Regions from separate parts of the Homo sapiens genome. Here region 2 is linked to region 1. A link is a loop called in an ENCODE intact Hi-C map of the cell type or tissue named here. Cell type or tissue: A673. All regions are shown on one strand. Each heading gives the region's core, and the rest is flanking DNA. Links, peaks and the distances in the headings are about the cores only. Region 1 overlaps CAPN6 (calpain 6). Region 2 has its middle 100 kb from the start of PAK3.

Evidence for each region. Peaks named below come from ENCODE experiments on the same cell type or tissue, not always from the same donor. Only the 100,000 strongest peaks of a DNase experiment are listed, where the experiment ranks them.
Region 2: a loop joins it to region 1, with 9 times the contacts of the local background. A loop is called at or near these places in 22 of 110 quality-filtered maps.

Annotation. Positions count from the first base shown.
Region 1 is chrX:111,242,991-111,245,909 of GRCh38, forward strand. It overlaps CAPN6 (calpain 6), which reads right to left. Exons shown (of 13, transcript NM_014289.4): 13 at 2,109-2,919. Among named protein-coding and RNA genes, the nearest start is that of CAPN6, 26 kb to the right of the region's middle. In A673, for the core only: a CTCF peak has its summit at 1,457 (motif pointing left); no DNase peak of the experiment used is centred there.
Region 2 is chrX:110,991,324-110,994,242 of GRCh38, forward strand. It overlaps a transcript of PAK3 not described here. Among named protein-coding and RNA genes, the nearest start is that of PAK3, 100 kb to the right of the region's middle. In A673, for the core only: CTCF peaks have their summits at 1,491 (motif pointing right) and 1,694; no DNase peak of the experiment used is centred there; H3K27me3 peaks cover 363 bases.

The DNA.
Region 1 (2,919 bases), core at 203-2,702:
GTATCTCATTGTGGTTTTGATTTGCATTTCTCTTATGACTAGTGATGATGAGCTTTTTTTCATATGTTTGTTGGCTGCATAAATGTCTTCTTTTGAGAAGTGTCTGTTCATATCCTTCGCCTACTTTTTGATGCGATTGTTTTTTATTGTAAATTTGTTTAAGTTCCTTCTAGATTCTGTATATTACACCTTTGTCAGATAGATAGATTGCAAAAAATTTCTCCAATTCTGTAGGTTGCCTGTTCATGCTGATGATAGTTTCTTTTGCTGTGAAGACGCTGTTTAGTTTAATTAGATCCCGTTTGTCAATTTTGGCTTTTGTTGCCATTGCTTTTGGTGTTTTAGTCATGAAATCTTTGCCCATGCCTATGCCCTGAATGGTATTGCCTAGGTTTTCTTCTAGGGTTTTCATGGTTTTAGGTTTTATATTTAAGTCTTTAATCCATCTTGAGTTAATTTTTGTATGAGGTGTAAGGAAGGGATCCAGTTTCAGCTTTCTGCATATGGTTAGCCAGTTTTCCCAGCACCATTTATTAAATAGGGAACCCATTCCCCATTGCTTCTTTTTGTCAGGTTTGTCAAAGATCAGATGGTTGTAGATGTGTGGTGTTATTTCTGAGGCCTCTGTTCTGTTCCATTTGTCTATATATCTGTTTTGGTACCAGTACCATGATGTTTTTGTTGCTGTAGCATTGTAGTATAGTTTGAAGTCAGGTAGCATGATGCCTCCAGGTTTGTTCTTTTTGCTTAGGATTGTCTTGGCTATGTGGGCTCTTTTTTGGTTCCATATGAAATTTGAAGTGTTTTTTTTCTAATTATGTGAAGAAAGTTCATGGTAGCTTGATGGGAATAGCATTCAGTCTATAAATTACTTCAGGCGGTATGGCCATTTTCACAATATTGATTCTTCCTATCCATGAGCATGGCTTTATTTTGCATTTGTTTGTGTCCTCTCTTATTTCCTTGAGCAGTGGTTTGTAGTTCTCCTTAAAGAGGTCCTTCACGTCTCTTGTAAGTTATATTCCTGGGTATTTTATTCTCTTTGTAGCAATTGTGAATGGGAGTTCACTTATTATTTGGCTCTTTGCTTGTCTGTTATTGGTGTATAGGAGTGCTTTGTGATTTTTGCACACTGATTTTGTATCCTGAGACTTTGCTGAAGTTGCTTATCAGCTTAAGGAGATTTTAAGCTGAGACTATGGGGTTTTCTAAATATACAATCATGTCATCTGCAAACAGAGACAATTTGACATCCTCTCTTCCTGTTTGAATACCCTTTATTTCTTTCTCTTGCCTGATTGTCCCGGCCAGAACTTCCAATACTATGTTGAATATGAGTGGTGAAAGAGGGCATTCTACCCTTTTTTGTCTGGGGAAAAATTGTCATCCTTGGGGGGAAAAAAAAGCAGTAGCATCTTTGAGCTTAATTGTAATACCATAGTGCCATCTGGTGACCATATGGAATGACTGCATTATCCACATGGGATATTTCATGTCTAACAAAAATCTACAACATGTAAATCTCTAGTGTGTTCTGGGTTAGTGTTATAGGGACAGACAGTGAGGGCTGTACTTGAGAACTGTTCTCCTGAGCTACTCCTTTGGAGATCCCTCCCCTGGTTAGGCACTTTTTCATGTCAGAAAGAAAAATAAGAATTTTCCCCTTTGCCTACCCTAAGATGGTAGATGGCAGGTTGTATAAGCAAATGAGTGAAGTCTTCACACATCCCTTCGGCTCTAAGGAAGATGCTGGGAAAGGGGAGTTGGTATTTTGTCTTGTTGAGAGATCTTCCCTTGAAAGATTTGGCTACTGTACCTATGGCCTCGAGTCCAATCCCAAATAGGAGTTTCAAACTCAAGTAACCCCGAATAGCACCTAGCTGTCCCTAAATATGAAATAAAGGCCCCTCTTCATTCTTCCAACTACCCCAGAATGCAAAGAACTGTACCATCAGAGTGTAGCCAGGGCTTTTGAATCCATCACACTTTTACCTGAGCTCAGATTTCATGAAGTACCTCAACCCCCACCTCCAGTGGCTTTGAAACAAGTCTTAACAGATGGTCACTCTTGCCATCCATCCCATGCCATCAATTCAAGTCAAGACTGATCAATGTACTGAATATGAACTTTATTGTGATTTGGTTTATGTAAGGCAGTGTAGTGAAGGCACTGCAGAAGTTAAACAGACTGGAAAACATGGTAAAAAATGAGCGAGCTAAAAATGAATGCTTGCTGGTCTAGGTAGGCTAAGTACTACAACTATGTTTCTTTTTCATCATTGCAGAAGCGTTGAAATATTGTTGAAGGTGGGGGTTTGGGGTGGAATTAGGGAAGGCTTCATGGAGGAGGTGGCATTTATACTGGGCCTTGAAGGAGGGGCAGAAAGTTGATAGGTTAAGATGGAGGGAAGTACATTTCATAATGACTGACTCTAGAGAAAATTCTGTAGAAGTACTGAAAAATGAGAGGGCAAACAAACACCCCCAGCGAGTGAAGCATCCCAACTGAGAGAAAAGTCTGAGGAGTCTGGGCTGGGACCAAAGTCTCAAGTCCCCAGATGGGGTCTTCAGTACAAATGATATTAGGAGGCACAGGACAATGGGCTTGTTTGTAAACCTAGCAGCAGCGAGAGGTTTCACATTGCAGTCAGGGGCCCCAAACTGGCTGTAATATGTCTGGATGAATTCTCTCATCTTTTAGGTGTGTATGGTACTTACTTATCTTTCCTCTTGCCCACTGACTGCCTGAATGGTAGTTCGTGCGCGCCCATGTGCGCGTGTGTGAGTGTAGGTGTGTGTGGATGGGTGGGGGACCGAGGCTTTGTCTCCCACTGCAGCTTCTTCCACTTTTCCGTCTTGTGGCACACAGCAGGCTTCCATTGAGCTGAAGCTCAGGCCCCTCTCACTGTCTAGGACTCA
Region 2 (2,919 bases), core at 174-2,673, 250 kb before region 1:
ATTAGTACTCAATAAATGTTAGCTATCATCATCATCACCAGTTTTCATCTTATACTGAAGTTAGGGGACAATAACATGGGCTTTGGAATCTGTCTAATATTAGTTGTGTAGCCTTGGTCGAGTCACATCACTTCCTCGTTTCTCGGTTTCCTGGTCTTTAAAATGGGAATGACAGTAGTGCCAACTGAAAAGGGCTATTGTGAGGATTAAATGAGTTAATCCAAGTAAAGTACTTATCACCATGCCTGGTACATGATAAGCATTCAATAGATGTTAGCTGCTACAGTTATTATGGCCAGTTGACCATTAAGGTAATATGACAGCATAACTAAAACATGAGAAAATTGAGAAAAATAGGCAATCATGCCAAATCTTACTACTAAGACACATCTTGTTATTATTTTTGGATTTGGTTCTTAAATTTAAAATTTCTTTTGTTGAGAAAATCAAGACTGCAGGAGATGGCATGGATTTGGGATGCAGCAGGCATTTCGTTAAACACTTAATAAGTAACTACTGTGTGCTAGCCAGTGTTCCAGAAGCTGAGATATGACAAGAAAAAAAAACACACAGGACAGGCATTATTCCTGTATTTAAGGAATTTATAGCCCAATAGAGGTAGTATGGAAAACAAAATAATAAATATAAAATATTGTGTTATGTGATATTAAGTACTATGGAAAATATCTTCAGATGGGGTGATAAGGAGTTGTAAAATGGTCAGGAGTGGTGAGGGAGGGTTGGAGAGTGAACCCTGCAGAGCCTATAATTTTAGAGGGTGGTCAGGGTAGGCCTCACCAAGAAGGTAATCTTTTGAATCCAGCCCTAAAGGAGGTGAGGGAGTAGGTCATGTAGGTATCTCAGGGAAGAGCATTGGGAGCAGAGAGAACAGGAAGAGCAAGGTCTTTGAATCAGGAGGATATCTGGCATTTATGAAACTGCCAAGAAGCCCATGTTGCAGCAATGGAGTGAATGAAGGGAAGAGTATTGGGATGGGAGGTCAGAGAGGTCACAGAGACAAGTTTGTTAAGGGCATTGACTGCCATTTCCAGGGAGTGAGATGGAAAGCCACGGAGGAGCTTGTTCAGTGAAGGACATGACCCAACTTATATGAGCTATTTGGCACTCCTATAAGCAGTGGGTTTTGACCCCATAGATCCTGGGCAATAATAAACAAGAGGCAGCAACTCCACCATTCCCTCAGAACTCTCCTTACCACTCTGTAGACTGCAGAGAGTGGACTTATTGATCCTGAGGGCGACACAGAGAGGAATTGATGGCACGGAGAATAGGGGAAAAAGATGTAATCTCTTAGAGCTGAAAGGGACTCAGTGCAATTCTGCCACCGGGCATCTGTTCATTCCGCCTCGACTAAAACCGTCACTGCCTTATCAGCTTGCTCAGCCTCTTCTTGCAGGACCTTCTCAAGGTCGGAAAGCCTTTTGATGGGTTTACTGAAAATCTGCCTCCTTTTCACCACCGGGTGGCAGTAGTCCTGGTTCTATCACCTGAGCAACCCAGAATAAGTGCATACCTTCCGCAGGAAAATACTTGAGATTTGAAGGCAGGTGGATATCTTATATATCCCCCAACGTTTCTCCTTTACAGGCCCTATTGTCTCTTCTACCTTCAAGAGTAACTCCTATTATAGAATGGTTTTCTTTTGTCAATCTTGCAACCCTCTTCTGGAGGTTTTCCACTTTCTTAGTGACTCTCTTAAAATGTGATGTCTAAAATTGAACAGGAGACGGCAGGAGTGAACAGAGGAGGTTACAGTGCAATGATTATATTCTAGGATCTAGAAACTGTACTTTGATTATGCAATCTAAAATTGTGCTCTGTTTTTAGCGACTAAATAATTTAGGTACATTAAACTGTTGGCTCGAATTGTGCTTGTGGGTCAATTCAAGCCCCTTGATCTTTTTTAGTTTGTTTATTTGTTTGATGTGAGTTGCTGTGAAGCCACACTTCCCCTATTTTGGCCTCACAAAATGGACTTTTAAAATTTGAATTGATGATTTTTTTTCTTTATCTCATTTATATTTCACCATTTAAATTTTAGCCCAGTATTCCAACCCGTCTGAGCTTATTTTGAATCTCAATTTTGTTCTTCAACATATTCCGACATCCCTGCCAGGTTTGAGTCATCTTAAAACACAGTAAGTACATTTTCTGTATCACCTAAGTTATTAATAAAAATGAAAAAGTCTTGTGGCCCTTCTCTGGAGAACTTCTGCTGGATTGCCAATCCATTTGACTGTATTATAACTTGATCAATATGTTACTATCTTGCTTTAGTTCATTCATGAGAAAATTCTGAGACAAATTCAAATGCATGGCTAAATCCAAGATATGTTGTCAATGCAAAAGATAGCATGGATGAAGGTGATCTAAGATAGGATGTTTTTGTTTTGCAAAATGGAAATTCTAGTATTGTTTTTTCCAATTATAAGGTGATATTGGCTTGTTGTAAAGGTCAACAGCATACATAAGTATACAAAATACAAAGGGAAATTTCCTCTGTAATTCTGTGCACCGACACTGTACTAGATAACTATGGTTGACAGTTTTATGCATATATAAACACAGATCTATGGTTTTACTGGGATCATGATATAGAGACTGTTACATGACCTGCTCTTTTCACTTACAATCCTTTGGAAACGTCTGTCCTTCTCAGAAAGTACAGTTTTAGCTCCTTCTTTTAAACAATGATATAGTGTTCTTTTCTTTGGATGTTTCATAATTTATCTCATCAATCTCATATTGATGGGCATTTAGATCATTGGCAATTTTTGCCGTTACAAGCAGTATTACATGTTGAATTGTCTTTGCTGACTCGATGAGATGTTGTGCTAGATGCTGGTTGTTGCCTTCTCTGTATTTCCCATCCTCTTGTCCTTCTCAGATATTGTTGTC